2 separate regions of the Mus musculus genome follow, and region 2 is linked to region 1. The links are chromatin loops, found by intact Hi-C in ENCODE. Cell type or tissue: left cerebral cortex. All regions are shown on one strand. Links, peaks and the distances in the headings refer to the core of each region. The heading gives the core; the rest is flanking DNA.

Region 1 (8,339 bases), core at 144-8,143:
GCAGTGTAGCAGACAGAGCAGAGGGGTTGCCAGCTTTATCTGAGCATTGCCATGCCTCATCTTCCATCTTCTGGATCTTGGGGGGACCTTCATTCTGGGCATCCTGTCATTGTAGGGTACGATGTCCTACCTAGACAAGAGTAAGCCTGGAGAGTCGAAATGCTTGATTTAAGATACCTTGCCCCAGTACTATTGCTTGGACTACAGGAAGGAGCATGATTCAACCCCTTCAGGTGGACATTAGAGAATCAGACTGATTCTAAAGCCAAGTGAGCTAGGCAGGCGAAGAGACTGAGCCAACTGTTTTTGACATGTAAGATGGCTTCCCATTAAGTTATGAGACATAGTGCCTTGTCATTTAGGATTGAGTGGGATTTCTGTAATGTGCAACAAAAAGCACCCCAATGGATATGACTTTTTTTCTCAACCTATGGGATTGAAATGCACACTTTAAATAAATGCTTAAAATTTAAGTGACACACCTGAGCACAAGACATACTCAGCTGAGAAGTTCATGTCAAACAAGTCTTTATTTTTCATGGTACAAATTAAAAGTGACAGATCTGAAGCTGTTAAGAAATACACAAAGTGCAGCTTTACGGACCATACAGATATTGCTCTAGATTAAGTACAGTTTTTATTTTATTTTATTTTATTTTTAAACATTAAGCAACCTGTGCAGATAAGTCAGCTTTGGTTTCAATGTTTCAACAAGTAAGGAGCTTTCAATATCCAGTTTGGCTTCTTGGTCACGAGTCTATCATGTCAATGTCTCGTCGGCATGATTTTATTTTTCCAGAACAACCCAGTCTATTTTCCTGCCCTCTCTCCTGCTGCCTGCCCCAGGCATGGAGAAGCAGATTCCTTTGCAGCGCCTCATTAAGTGACCCTGGTGACCAGTCTAGATCACAGCACAGAGGATGAAATCATAAATCAGAACTAAAACTTATGAAAAATAAAACGAACAACAACAACAAAACCAAACACTTTTCAACAACAAATAAGCCAATGTGCCTCACAGAATTTCAAGTTGAAGACAAGCAAGTCACGTGACAAAAAGCTCATTACAAAATATTATCCAAACAGATTTTACAGTCAGACATGAAAATGAAAATCAATTTCCTTCTTCTCTGTTGTGTTTATGCTTGATCATTAACTGGGTACAAGTAGAGTGCTGAGGTAAAACATTGATGAACAGTTTGTGATTGGTTTTTCTTAAAATAGGAACAGTTTAGTATTGCAAGATTGTCAGCAACATTTAGCCATATCTACACAATGTGCATATTCCTACACATGCTGAGCTTTGGTCCAGCGCAGAGAAGAGAGCAAAGGCAATTGGATTTCTTTTTGGTTACAGCTTGAGTTCTTTGAGACGCCTCTACTTGTTTGGTTCTGCCTCTCCCAGCTCTTTGATTTTTTTTTTGTTTTTTGTTTTTTGTTTTTTTGTTTTTTTATTCTCTTTTGTGTTGTGTTGTGTGTGTGACCATGTGTTCACGACAGAAAGAGTCCAAAACTTGCAAAGGCAAGTAAAACTTTTAACTATTCAAAATATCTTTTTGGTTGAAAGAGAAAACACCCCCCACAAGCAAGTGTAAAATACATATCGGCTGTCATGTCTCATCAATAATGAAGAAGATGAAGATGACGACAATTTTAAATGGGTGAGAAACACACAGAAGCTTGAAATACAATCACATACACCCAAAGTGGCTTTTGCTTTTTGTTGGTGGCAACCTTAGCCTTCAGTTCATGGAAACATAAAAGACACTTAGATGTTATTGGCATATGAAGTTGTTTACCAGAAGAAATAAGAAATATCTAAAAAAAATTAAGCAGTAGGTGTGGTCCTGAAGGCTTATGTGTTCCCAAGTACAGTTTATATTCCTAAGAATCTGTTCAGGCATCTTTTCTGCCTTGTAGCAAAAAATTTATCAGTAAAAAATCAATATAAGAAGCATTACAACACTATATAAATAATTTATAAAACAATACAAAATTATAAAACTATAAAAAAATCACTGCATGTGAATAGTTTTACAACCATGGGATGAATTCGCTTCTTTTTTATTCTACTCTGGGTGATTAGTTTTATTTTATATTTTTACTATTCTATGCTCTCCCAATCATAGATGCCAGAACTGAGCAGGCCTCATGTGCCTGTTTCCGGTTCAGATTTTAAACATTTAGCATTGGTCGTATGTTATCTTGTTAACTTCTCCTCTTGGGGAGCTTTTCTTGATGGAATTTGGAGCAGGTCCTAGGAGAATACAAAATCTGTTTTAATCAATAAAGTTTCGGTTTCTGGGTTGCTGGTATTTGTGCAGTTTTTGCAGTTGTGAAATGCTACCAGGATGTTGTTGGCACTAATCGGGCTGGTTGTGGTCCAATTAGAATCAGACTAGTGGTATGGAGACACTGTTACTAATGACTCTAGTCCAGAATTATTGTTTTTTAGCTTCCTTGTTGGGAGTTTTATGATTGCTGATTGGACCATCTGAGGGGACTATTACATTGTCCCATTTTCATAACCAGCAAAGGAGCCAACAGAACAAAAAACTAGAACCCCTGGGTGGGAAGAGCATGCTGGGGCAGGGGGGGGGGAGGGGAGATAGTCTTTGTAATCATCTGGGCAGCTGGAGGTGGGCTATCTCTTCCCCTTTCATGATTTGCCTCTAGATAGTACATGAGCATGCTTTTTAATTACTCATGAGTATTTATTTATGTTGATGGTTCTCTCTTGCCTGCTTTGATAGAACCCTCTGCCCTCACCTGGGTGAAAAAAAATCAGCAGGCTCCAGGGGTTTCTTTGCCCTTTATTCGGTGGCCTTCTTGGGTTTCATGGCCCATGCCTGGGGGAAGTTCTTTTAAAAGTGAATTAATATGCTAACAGTGAAGGCTCTTCTGATGTGTTCTATAAGCTACGTGTATATTTTTTCTTTATTGGAGAGCCTTTGTTGCTAAACTTCTTTCCGAGTCAAGAAGCCAGAGCCTAGTTCCAATTGCTTAAATTTGCCTGTCACATTTCTATGCCATTTATATAGTCCAAGAACAGATGTACCCCAGCTCCAAATGTCTGTCAACACTGTCTGATGAAACAAGTACCAGAAAAGACGAGGTTAACAGACACTCGACCGCCCCTAACAGTCTAGGTCACCATCATTTTTTTTTTTTGTGGTCTCTCTTTTTGCGAGGTGGATGAGTGTGAACGTGCTTGTGTGTGTGTGGACTGAAACCTTGAGACATTTCTTTGGCTATCAGACTTCTGAGAGAATTTGCTTTGAACAGAAGCAAAACACAGATGTAAGTATTGAACCATATGTGCAGCTTATATTTATATTACAGAATTAATTTTGATCAGCTCTCCACATATGTGGCTAGTAGACTGAGAAAAAATCCCAATCTCTGGTGTGGACCGTGAGCGCAGTTCCAGCCTCTGCTGGGTGTTGACAGTCGTTCAGCAGATAGACCTAGTTATCCTGGAGTGTCTCCTGCATTTTTGCAGGATGGGAGTGGGGAAGAAACGGCTCCTTCCCACCTCTGCTATCTTCCAGAAGATCCCAGGAGCCACATGAAAGGGAGATGGAGAAGTAGGGAGGAAAGGGAGGTGTGGGCTCCATTTTCTTTCTCAAACCTACAACTCATAGTGAGAAGAAAGCCACGAGTGCTTTGACACACCACCATCCATGTTGTTTCTCCACTCCACCATCTGCCTAACATAAAACAGAAAAAGGAAATGACACAATTCAGAAAACAAAACAAAAAACCAAACCAAAACAAAAGGAAGCTACTTCATCTGCTAAGAAGCAAATTGGTAGACAGTGAGCCACACAGAGTGATTTCAACAATGGCATTCACCCTGGCGGCCCAGACAACAGGCGAGAAAGATGGGAGAAAGCGGGCTTCCCACTTTTCCGTTGGTACAAAGGTAAAAATTCCTAACACAACTTTTCACGCAGAGGCGAGCGAGCAGTAGCGTTTGCAGTGGTTCCGACTTTGGTTAAAAGGGTTTGCAGCGAGCAGCACTTAGTCCCTGAAGGGATGCAGTGCTCCTCCAGGTGGCAGACTTGCATTCGCTTTGAACAGATACGAGTTTGTGTTGGCGGGTTTTTTTGTTTGTTTGTTTGTTTGTTTTGTTTTGTTTTTGTTCTTTTATTTATTTATTTATTATTTTTTTGGTTTAGTTTTTTTTTCTTTTTCCTTAAAAGGTGTTCACATTTTCATCATATACAGAAAAGAATAAGTGGTTATTTGGTTTGCTTTAAAAAAACCGGCGTTAGGGAGGCAGGTGGGGGAGCGAATGATCCTACCACATACTCCTTCATGTGGCATTTTTCTTGTTTAAAAATTTAAAATTCTTTTTTTTTTTTCCTTTTGGAAAACCAACGGACACGTATAAACCATTCTGCCCATTTGGTAGTTTTTTGTTTTTTAGTCTTTTACATACAAGGGAGATGATGACTGGGGCAAGTCTTTAAATTCTTTCTTCTTTCTTCTTTCCTTCCTTTCTTTTTTTGTGGAGATTCAGGGTAGTGCTCAGTTTCTGTGATGCTTCCTTCCGACCATGAATGGGTGTGTCTAACAGTTTTCTTCTGGAGAATCTGCTAAGGGCTCCAGGGGGGCCGCCGAGGTGGGCTCGTGTTGCTTTAAGCGTTTGATTGTGTTCTTTAGAGCTTGTCTCTTATTGCAGAACCAAACTCTAACTACTTCCCGGTCGTAGTTTAGCTTCTCAGCAATCTCGGTCATTTCCTGCCCTGAGGGGTGTGTGTTCTTCTCAAAGTGGGCATTGAGGATCTCAAGGGCCTGGGGCGTGAAGGAGGTGCGCCGCTTGCGCTTTTTGGATGGCTCACTCCCAATAAATTCCGTGAGATTCTGCATACCTGCTCGATGGCGGGCCTCAGCCTCAGCCATCCACCGCTCAAGCACCGGCTTGATCTTCTGGGCACTTTTAGGGGTGATGTCCAGCTTTTCAAACCTGGCAGGATACAAAAGGCCAGGGTTCAGTTTGGCTGTCAGACTGCTAGCTATAGTGTTCTCTTGGGCTTCCTGTGGTAGGAAAAAGTGGCTTCTCAGGATGGTGTGTCTGGGGGGAGAATTGAGAAAGAACAGTCTTACACTGAGTCCGCTGCCAGGGTGGGCCTCCTGCCTGCCTGCCTGATTGCCTGGCAGGGTGAATTCACTCCAGATTAGCAGCCAGCTGCAAGGTAGCCAGCCCTGTCCCAGCCAGCACCCACCCTCCCAGCAAGCTCCATGCCAGCCATGCAGATCCCCAGGCACAGAGACAGGGGAGGGGAAAGAGGCACCGGTGTACAGGAAACACAAGCAATTTGCAGGCCTTTTTTTTTTTTTTTTTTTCCTCTTGAGATCCAAGCTGTTCCCAGATTCATTTCCCCAACCTTCAGAATTCTTAAGGCAGAAATTAACCAAGACAGTGATGTTCAAGATAACAGTCGTCATATTCTTCCACTTAAAACGGTTGTGTTTTATGTTTGGTTTTCTTCTCCATTGTGTTGGTTTTGGATAAATATTACAGCTAGTATCATAGTCTGGGAAGGCTACTGGGCCAAGCTCCTCCTCATGCCGCTCTTTTTATCTCCCCTTGTGTCTTATTTTAACTTCTTTCTCTCTGGTAACAATTTTCCCCATATGTAAGTTAACAACATGCCTCCTGTCCAGGTAAAACATAGACCAGTTGTTACTTTGCAGTTCTGGCCTAAACAGCTGGATACATTGTAATTACTATGGACTACCCCACCCCTGGGTGGGCTTAGGCCACCTCGTGCCTTCCAATCAGCATCCACTGTAATGGTGCACTTTTGTACCAGGGCATCATGCTGTGTTTAATGTGGGACATCTGCAAACTGGACTTGAATGATATCATTTTCTGTAAATGAGGTCTTCTATACATCAATTGCCATCAGCAATTCTTTGCTACGTTTACTTTAAAAAGAAATATGAAGCATCCTGGACAAAATTATATAGAGTATTTTAAAAAGTCCTTTCTGGTACTAAATTTATTCTGTCAGTAAAATACAAAAGAGGGCCAGCTCCCTTTCTTTCTTTATTCTAAGCCCAAATTCATGTCCCTCCGGTTGAAACAGTGAGCACAGACTTTCTTAAAGTGTTCCATGTTGTTGAAAAGCAATCATCTGATGTTTAAGATGCTTGCAAAAGGATAGACCAGGAAGGCCTTCCTCCTTGTTAGGATCTGACTCTCAGAGTACATCTTTAGATCCCTTTGTTGAGATGAGCAGCTCAAAGGCTAGCAAGGATTTAACTCCATCACACTCCCTTTCACACTTGGCCAGTCAGGGAAGCATTTGTTTATGTTTGAAAACTGCAGCTTCTTCTAACACTCACTAAGGAAGGAGAAGCCAGCCGCTCTCATGGCAAGGTGAGTTAATCACTTAGTATTATTAATGAGTTTGTCACTTGTGGCAGGCTCCCCAAAGCCACCATTGTGATAACTTGCCACGTTCTGCATTTTGCCATATCCTTTATCATAAAAGCCTAGAGCCTGAGCTCTTGATAGCAACTGGCCTCACAGAGCTGTGCCGCCAAGGGGCATGAAGGGAAGTCTTCTCTTTGTGCCTCTGATAGGGAGGTTCTCATACTGCACCTCTGAGTCTCTGCAGCCAATTAGCACATAGTGGCACCTCACCACTGATGTGCATTCTTTCCCAGGTTTTGAACTCACTGAGAATATTCCAATGTGAAGTCTTGATTCAAGACTAATTAATTAATTAATTAGGATAGAGAGCTTCTAAAACTGCAGCACTGAAACACTGGGAACTGGATAAAGGATTCAGGCCCTGCAGTCTGGGTGTCTGCTCTGTTAACCAATAATAAATTTCCAGAGGTCTGCAATCTATGGCATTTTTAGCTTCCCTCTGGGGAAGATTTAACAAATCAGCATATCTGATTGGGGATGCCCAGGAATCCGTGTTCCCGTCTGAGTTGAAACATTAAGAGAACACTCCAGTCGATAAAAGGAAATCACATTTTAGGGCTAAATTAAGCCAAAGAAGAAGTTAGCAACAATGTCAAATTGGCATCAAAATAAAAAAAAAACAAACAAAAAAACCTGTGGCTTCTTTGATCACAAGGCGTCAGGACCAGACAAAATTAATGTCTGTCGACAGGGAACAATAATATTCCCATCATTGATGCTGTTTGTTAGCATTGATGCTTCTGTCTGTGTTGTTTGGAATAACATATACAAGCCTTGATATAAATTTCCCAGCAGTAGTATCCTTGTATAGACTGAATAAAGGTTATTTTCTACAGGGAGGTATCTTATAAGAAGAAACAGTAGGGGAGACCATAGAAGTGAGAGGATCCTATGGTGCTTTTTGTATTTAACAACAATCAATGGGTTTTATGGAAAATCATTGAGCAAAATGTGAGCTGCAAGCTACCACCCCATACTGATGTTATTTATAACCTTAGTCTTAAACTGCAGGAAAAGTACACTTCTGTCCTTTGGGGAATACATTAAAAGTATAAAGAGCAGATAAAAAGACAGTATTTCATGGATCACCAAGAACAAAATCCACTTAAATGAGTTTAGAGTTGGTTTCTTGGCTGTTCCTGATGGAGGAGGACTCCTAAGGCATTGCCCAAGAGGAAAAGGCTCCTACCGAGTGCCTCGTTACCTCATGCATAAACATAGGATTAGTGCAACACACATGCATACATGGGGCAGCTCCTGAAGATTTAACCCGGATCAACTCACACAACCAAGGCTGGATTCAATCATTTATTTATCTAATGTGTGTGTGTGTCGGGGGTGGGGGGGTGGGGGAGGGGGAGGGGGGTGGGTGGTGGATGGGGGGTGGGTACAGTTAGGCCAGATTCACTAACATTTAAAAGGGGTTCTTCCTTCCTTCCTTCCTTCCTTCCTTCCTTCCTTCCTTCCTTCCTTCCTTCCTTCCTTCCTTCCTTCTACTTTCCCTTTTCCTTGCTTATAAAGATGTGTCTGGCAAAGCAAGCTATACAAATTCCTTCCACAAAATAGAGAGATTTGTTAAAATGTGCATTTCATGGACACTTTGGAGCCATCTCTGGGTGGTTAACAGTAGGATGGACTAGCTGCTTTGCTTTTACTTGGGGATGCCCCTGTGTTGACAGGAATTGGTATTCTCATCTGGCAGGGGCATGGAGGAGAAGGAAGACCCCTGGCCAGAGCAGCATATTTCAACCAGCCAGCCTTGGAAGTTCTAACAGTTGATAGGAGTTAGAAGATCAGGACCCCTCAACGCTGCATTGGCACTCCACTTTGTATCAACTTCACCGGTCCCAACATACAACTACCCCAGTTCTTAATTGCATGCTCTGTCTGT
Region 2 (8,339 bases), core at 125-8,124, 370 kb after region 1:
AAACAGCAGTAGTTGCACATGGCTAACAATTTAGTGTAAAAATATATAACAGAGTCTTATTATATATTCAACTGCAATCACACTTAAACCAATGCCAGCATCTGAGGAAGTTTAAAGGTGCTCTCTAAGATTCTGAGATACAGTGCAGATACCCATGTAACATACTAGAAAAATGAAATAGGTAAATGAGTAGTGACTTTACAGAGATCCTGCACAGCAAGTGGCAGGACTAGACTTTTATCACTGAATACTTAGAACACAAAGTTAATTTCCATTTCTCTGAGGACAGACTTGCTTTAATGAAGAGAGATTTAGTGTTATATTTTTTTTCAACCTCTCCAAGAGAAAAACCTTAGTCTATCTGATAGTTCGGAACATAGCATTGAGCATGTCTATAAACAAGGCCACTCGGTTTTATATTTTTATGAACCTCAACTTTGGCAATCAGACGATTGGAGTTTATACTCAAAGATTGAGAGTTGGTCCACATGTTATTAACTAGATATTGCCTCATGCCTAATAACTGCCAAGATCTAAATCGTCTCTTAATGAATGATTTTTAATGTACCCATTACTTGGAGATATTCCAAAAATAAGTCCAGTATTGATAGTTTCAGAACTTCATTTGAGTTGGATGGAGCATGATGCTCCACAGGTATCCAACTGGAGAATGCCACAAAAAATTAAAACAAGTTATAGTCAGATTTCTAAGAGAAACACCAAGTAGAATCTCAAAGGATAAACATTTTAAAACTAATAAATAGCATAAACAGCTGAAAAACAAAACAAACAAACAAACAAACAAAAACACCAGCAAAATACAGAAACCAGGCAAACAAAAACAAGAAAATTTCAGAGCCACGGTGGATATTAAAGAGAAGTGAATCCAGGGAGAATGGCAACAGTTACTATGAGCTTTCCATAGCTACCTCTGCCTTTGGATATTTTTTAAAAATTTATTAAGCTGACAGCAGGAAATGTTATAGAGATTGCCCCCTGACAGGGCACCAGTTGGGTCTCAACACTTTGCTATCTTTCTCTTTAGCATTCGAAACTCAAGAAGTGAATTCAGTTGGCCAGGTGCAGATTTGGGTAAGTGCGCCTTCCCCTACAATTGCCTCACCTGCTTAAGAAAGGTTTGAGTAATCAGGGGCAGCTCAAGAGCAGAGCTGAACTCCCCCACTTCCTTCTTCCAGCTCCTTTCTTTTAAATGTGTGATGTCTGATGTATTATTAATCCCAAAACATAGAGCAGCAAGGTCGCCAAAGAGATGCCAGCTTTCCCACAAATGATCTGTTTACGATGAGGTAGCACACAAGCTTTGCCTGAAACAGCCTACTTAAAGCTCAGCTCTCAAGTGGAAGAATAATTTATTTGGTCAATTTTTGAAAATAATAACATTAATTCTATAACTAAACTAGGTAATTGAGAAAGTAGGCAGGCTAGTAAAGGACTAAGCCCTGGGAGGCACCTCTCTATTAATTATGACACAGACAATGCTGGACAAACTACCAAATGCTACAGTGCCAGGTAACCTTTAAGGTCAGAACACCATGACATTCTAAAGGCTAGGATGGAATGAATGATCTAAAGGAATGGCTGAGTGCAGACAAATCTTTTTTCCGACTGTTTATGGAACCATTTAACAATAACCAAGTATGTAAACCATGCCAATCAAAATAAACTGGAAGAGAGAAAGCCATAGGCACAGGCAGGCTGATGGACACATTCATTCCCTCTCAGCATCTTTAGACTCTGCGATGCTGAACTTCACTTCTATAACACTGAGCTGACCGGAGCACCCCAGGCGTCGTGAGTGGCAGAAAAGGAAAGCACCGAGGAAGTCCCCACTGAGTCTCCAGTCACAATGTGCTCCAGTGCAGTGCCGCTTAGCAATGAGCACGGCTCACTGAACCAATCTGCTGAGAAGTTTCAACAGAGGCACGTTTCTCACTAGATTTATGTTTATTTCAAAGAATAGTATACATATATACACACATATGTGTGTGTATTTCAAAGGAATATATATATATTTCAAATATATTTCAAAGGTATATATATGTGTATATATATGTGTGTGTGTGTATATATATATATATATATACATATATATATATATATATATACAGACATATACATATATACTTAATGTGGGTTTGTTGACAATGCAATGTCCTAACAATATTCTGGGAGCAAAGCACCACTAAGCTGAAGTTGTCTCAATGCACACAGTGTCTGAATTACTTCTTAAATAATTATATCAGTGAATTAGATCTTCTCAAATGTAAGAAGTAGATTTAAGTGTACATTTCTCTTCTCTGCTAGTCAGTGCAGCAGGGCAAAGACCTGTGTGACTATTAAACCATAAACTGCTTTTGGCAAACACCTTGTCCTGAGTCCCATTTACTCACACCAATACTTACTTCTATTGATTTCTGTTTAGTTTTTTTTTTTTTTTGCATAGAATATGCTGTTCAAATTATTTAGTTGATTTACATATATGAAGTTTTAATGTTTGCTAGAAAAATACACCTCCTTTAGTGAAAAAGAATGTGAATTTTCAATTGATATAACATAACTTTTAAAAATGTAGAAGCATGTTCCATATTTTAAATGAATATATTTCTCTAGAGAATTTTCCTCATCATCTTCCAGCCAACTCCCTCTGGGGCTCAAGCCCTACATGCTGATTACTGGCTCCGGCATATTTTATGAGAGCATTATAAGCACCCAAGGTATTGAAACCTTGAGAAAGACATTTAAATAAAGTAATGAAGACAGCGACCTCGTAACGAAGGCCTCCACTTGCACACACAGGCAAGAGGCAGCCTTGCTGAAGAGCAGCCCCCACGATGCCTGCAGTGACCTCCCAGCTGACCTGCAGAGACCACTGTCTCGAGGGGTGACAGACAATTTAGTCCTTTATCCTTTTGTCATTGAAAATGACTCCATGGCCATAAATTCTAATCAAGTCAAACTGGACAGCAATTTGAAAACAGAAAATTTTCTAACACATGATTTTGGACAAAGCTCAATAGAAGGAAAAGGAAAACAGACAAGTGTATTTCCTAACATGGAGAAATCACTGACCCAGCTTTCAACCCTCTCCTAATAGTTCACAGACAAATGATATTGAAAATGCTCACTCTTGAGAGTATCATCATCATTTTTGTTAAGCCCAAAAGAGGAAGGCTATAATGTTATAGGAGAAAAACAGCCATATTTTTTTTAATTTCGCATACAACATTCATAAAGGATGTGTTTCTCTTTTAGGTCAACATTCTGAGCAGTGTGTCTGGCTCGCAGTTGTGTGATACAACAGGAAAATCAGCCACTCACCCCAGCACAGCTTCCCAGGCAGCTAGAACTTAAATACAAGCAATCATGGGGTTTACCTTGAAACAATACGAATTGTCCCAGGGGAAGCACTGTTCGTAAATCATTTTTCAAATCTCAAATACATACAGAGGAAATATTTAGGGCCTATTTTATGAGGTCTCACTTCTTCAGTTGAGAATACAGATATTTTTCCAGGGATATATATTACTTTTATATTCTCTGTAGCCTTTTCCTGACTACACAGTGGATACTGCCATTTGAATGTTAGCATCCTGCTTGCTGAATGTGGGACACTAAATGCTTGGTGGTCATAACCACGAGTGAGGCTCCACATTGACATGAGCAATATAAATGTCACTGGAGAAACACGGCAGCCCTTTCCCTTGGAGACTGTCTGCCAAAGGCCAGTTTGGGGTACAGTTTCTAGTATGTACATCACTAGTCCCATATTTGGTGACTGGCCCTCTGTGGCATCAGTCATTTGATCATGCAGCTAGAGCATTGTGTGACACAGCACCGATTTCTCTAATAATTCTTCCTCGTGCAAGCCTGCCCTCCACCTATCCACACTGTTTCCTGTGGCTCAGAATATAGCCGAATATGCTCATAAGCTGAAAATGGACATATTTTTCGATGGGCTGTATAAGAATAAATAATGCAAACTTAATGATATCGCAGAGAACTGCCTCACCACATGTTTCTCAATGAAATGTGGATTTATCTCTCTTAAGTGTACTTTAGTTTCCACGGCTGTTCAAGTTAAGCAAAATGCTACCTCTGATGTAATTACTTCATAAAACACAAGGGCCCTTTTCTGAACTTTCTACTTAGGCTGCCATATGGCTTCTTGTTCCTCCTCCTGGCATTCTGAGCGGCTCAGAGCCCTGAAACATTCTGCACAGTATGTTTCCCTTTGGATGCTGTTAAGTACAGAGGTGCAATTTAAGGAGAGGCATAAAAAGCCCAATGGTTCCTGGAATTTCCTTTGTTTATCCATAGAGGGCATCAGTATTAGCCTTTCTCCTGCAGTTTTGGGCTGAAGATGCCATACTGTGAGAAAGACGGGCTTGTCCTCTGGGCTACTAATTTGAACGAGACCCAGATGGGTGAGCAAGCTTTAAAGAAATCCATTTATACTGAAATTTCAGGTGCAATAGGAAAAGCGAGCTCCTTCTGTCCCCTGTTGTTGTCTAATGTCTCTCCATGACACTAAACACAGCAAAGTGCACAGGATTTGCCCTGATCTATCCTTTCCATACAAGAAGCACAGGCTTTACAACAGGAGGAAAATAGAGGCATGGTGGCTTGAGAAAGAAACGGCAGAAAGACCCTTGTTTGGAGAAAAGCTGGATTGCCCAGAAACTGCACAATTCTCTGTTATCAAATAAAGAGCACATTGAGAATCATATCTAAAAACATAACATGATGCCCCCAGACATCCAGGTGCTAAGGAAGACAGCACGTGCCAGCACCATACATTTTAACTTCAAAGTCCCTAAAAAGACTGGGTGGCGAATACTTTAGTAAGTTTTAGACGGTTCTGTAAACTAAAATTTTCATTTCTTAGTCGTAGTCAAAGTTCTTAGCACTATTCAAAAGTAAGAGTACAATTGTCCCAATAAGTAGGGCATCCTTGCAAGACCAGTGAATGCTCTCATCTCTGTTCACTTTATACAATTTCTGTCTCGTGTTGTTTTCGGGTTTTTCTCAAGTTTTTAAGACTGTTAAATCAACTTGTTTCTTGTTTCTTCCCTGCCTATTTGAAAACTGTGAATGATTCACATTGTGTTAATAAAGTAATCTAGAGGAGAAGGGCAAGCCAGTAACTGTAAAATGTCTAGAGGCAGAGTGTGGGAATTCACTGGACTCTCACACACTCTAAAGTTGAGAATCTCAAAAATGCAGGTAGGTGCCTTTCTAAGTCCGCTGTGAGTCTCCAGTTAAACTAGAACTCCTTGGTCTCTGGCATCCCAGAAAGATTCCACTTAAAATATGTTTTCTGGGAAGTTTAAATAAAATTCCACTGCCCCCTCAGGCTTTTCAAAGCTTCCCTCACTTCGAGTGCAGACCAGTAAAAGCAGGGTACAGAATGCGCTACAGTTCTCAACACTAAAAAATCTAAATAAATATGATGAGAAATCTGTCATCCCTTCATCTTTTCAACTGACAGAAAACAAGCTGTGGCTACAAACCAAAGTCGACAAAATGTGCTTATTTAAAAGAATATTTGAAACATTTGGAACATCTGCTGCTTTTGCTCAGGTGAGGACCCGCTGCCTTTGCAAAGCCAAAGCCTTATACAATAGGGTTAGTATCCGAGGGGGCTGCAGGTGGACTCTCGCCTTCCCGTAGGTGATCGTTTTACCTGCTTTCTCTCATTAGCCTCTTAAAATGAGTGTGTTAAGGCATGACTTTGTACCCAGCTACAGTCTTAGACTACAACTACAAACTTCTGCAGAATGTGGAGAATTTGAGCTTCAGATTCCATATCTTTTGACCTAAGAGTGACCACCGGGTTCCTTAAAACTAGGATCAGTTGCAGTCTTAGGGGGAAAAAAAATCAGTATTTTTTTTTTTCCAAAAGAAACATCCAAAACAAAGTTTCTGTGTGGTTCCCTTCTGGTGTCTGCCTGAACATTTGTAGGTAGAGGGATGTCCTCTGTGAAGCTGGCTGAGAGCTGCTCATCTCTCAAGAAAGTGGCTGTTCTCTATTTAAAAAAAAAAAATCTATTTTTAAACTAAATCAGTATTCTTCGCCAAGTATTTTATGTGTGGATGTTGTTTGATTCCAAACTTTAGCATTATTTTTTTTTAAATCTGAGAGCAAACAGTTTCCTGCTTATTTATACTAGGTTAATTGTACAGAGGTACAGACAGACACACTTGAAGATAATTAAAAGCAAGTGTGTCAGAAACTGCTGTTCTGAAAACCTAATGTCACTCAGAAGCATAAAGTACTTGTGCAGCAGACATCTCACAGCATCCATCACCAGCACGTGCCTCAGCAGCCCGCTCCCCTTCCTGATTAGAGACCACAGTAGTTGGAGTTGGCTTAGTGACTGTCATGTTTGAATGACAGATGTCTCAGCTGAAGTGGCCCTCTGTTTGTTCTCGTTTATGAAACAGATTCCTAAAAGGTCCTGGTCTGTTGCCATGGTTAGCATGAGGCAAAAATATGTTAAAGAGGGGGGGTAGGGGAGAAAGGTGGGGGATGTTCTCTCAACCCCTTTGAAAGAAGAAATACTCACTCAGATGGTAATGACAAAATGTGTTTCTTTGAGCCATGCCTGTAGCCACCTTTGTTTACCTGGCACAGAGCGATTTGTATTGACATTTTCAGTTCTCCTCTCTCATCTTTTGACTACAGATAATAACTCTTTACTCTCTTTCCCCTTAACAAAAGGCTGCAAAGCAACCCGAAACCGAGTCGATATTTATTCAATAAATGTTAACCAATTCACGCAATGGAACTGATTTCCTGATGATTTTTTACCATTTGTTCTTTCTTTTCATTCTTCTGTTTTGTTCGAATAATTTCCAACCTGGACATGGTAACACTACTTGACAAGTCAAATGGGCAGTAAGTAAGTTCCTTGTTGGTAAAAAAAAAAAAAAAAAAAGTTTGGAGGGCAACCTCCCAGCCAGCTGAACAGAACCTGCTCTGTGCCTTAGCCCCTCTAAGATGCGAAGCTCCTCTTTAGCACTTACAAAAAAAAAAAAAAAAAAAAAAAAAAAAAAAAAAAAAAAAAAGAATGAAAAACAGGAGGAAAGGGGGCAGGGGAGTGGGGGTGGGTGGATATGGGGGACTTTTGGTATAGCATTGGAAATGTAAATGAGTTAAATACCTAATAAAAAATGGAAAAAAAAAAAGAAATAGGAGATAAAAAAAATAATAAAATAAAAAATGAAAATTATTCCATTAGCAAAATTTGAAGAAAAAATTTACCACATCCTATAGTGAACAGCAGGACTATGCCCCAATATCAAAACAGCATGATGCTAACTTAGGTCTCCTTCAGGTATGCTTAAAGAAAATGAACCACTCATTTAGTGTCTTTGCCAGACAAGCTCTTCAGATGTATCTGCTGTTATACAAACTAAGCAATGTATTACGCATATTTTATGAATGAGGAGCTCAAGTTCAGCGAGGCTGAAGGATTTGAGCCTAAGACACATGATTGAGTTTTAAAGCTATAATTCTGGCTTTAGTAGATGTTCCTCTTTATACTGCCCAGTAACAACTGAGAGGAACTTATGGTCACCTCAAGGCCCAAATTAGGAACTAAAAAGTCAGCAGGGCCACAGCTACGTCTAGATAACCAATTCCAGAGTGGGCTGTGTGTGTTATCTTCTTGTTTACAGAATGGAAGTCAGAAGAAAAACATGTCTCTGGCTGGCTCTCGCTGGAAAGAATGCATGGAACAATGCCGTACAGGAGACAGGACACTGGAGTGTGTTCAGTACTCAGATTCATTCAGTGTCCCCTGGAGATAAACATAGCAAGCCATTCAAACACTATCAGTCTCAATGTTCTCATCATAGAAATTAAAAGGCTGGAATGAGACAGTGTTTCTTTCCTATGAATCATGTCACAAAACACTTGTCTCAAAGATATTCCACAATACAAGTTCAGTTGTGTCCACTCAGCATACATCCTTGTTCAGTTTAGTATATCTCATCAGACTCGTTTCTGCTGCCCTTTAATATAACTTTCAGTAGAGCGTTCCCAATGTGATTCTGCCCACATTTTATTAAACGAGTGGCTTCAGGATACTGTATTCCTTATACAGAATCCAACATGGGCTTTTGCCAGGTTGCTAAAAATAATGCCAGATAAAGAAAGATAGAATAATTCAGCTCAAGACTTTCCGTAAGTTGATAGAATTTTTGGAAGCATAATCACTCTCATTTTCTAGTCAGAGAAAGTAGAGAGAGTGAGATTATGAATTCAGCAAAGCACCCGTGTCCAGTGGCAGGCACTCAATGGAAACAGCCACGCC

Evidence for each region. A loop is a pair of places that touch in the nucleus more often than their neighbours do. Peaks named below come from ENCODE experiments on the same cell type or tissue, not always from the same donor. Only the 100,000 strongest peaks of a DNase experiment are listed, where the experiment ranks them.
Region 2: it touches region 1 in a loop (2.1-fold over the local background); 2 of 42 quality-filtered maps call a loop at or near these places.

Annotation. Positions count from the first base shown.
Region 1 is chr13:18,120,587-18,128,925 of GRCm38, forward strand. It overlaps Pou6f2 (POU domain, class 6, transcription factor 2), which reads right to left. Exons shown (of 9, transcript NM_175006.2): 9 at 4,374-5,080. The coding sequence ends at 4,576. Among named protein-coding and RNA genes, the nearest start is that of 4930448F12Rik, 25 kb to the left of the region's middle. In left cerebral cortex, for the core only: a CTCF peak has its summit at 4,056 (motif pointing right); DNase peaks (open chromatin) are centred at 4,025 and 5,135.
Region 2 is chr13:18,491,395-18,499,733 of GRCm38, forward strand. No RefSeq gene overlaps it. Among named protein-coding and RNA genes, the nearest start is that of Pou6f2, 110 kb to the left of the region's middle. In left cerebral cortex, for the core only: no CTCF peak of the experiment used is centred there; DNase peaks (open chromatin) are centred at 4,187, 5,323 and 5,942; H3K4me3 peaks cover 1,326 bases; H3K27ac peaks cover 1,355 bases.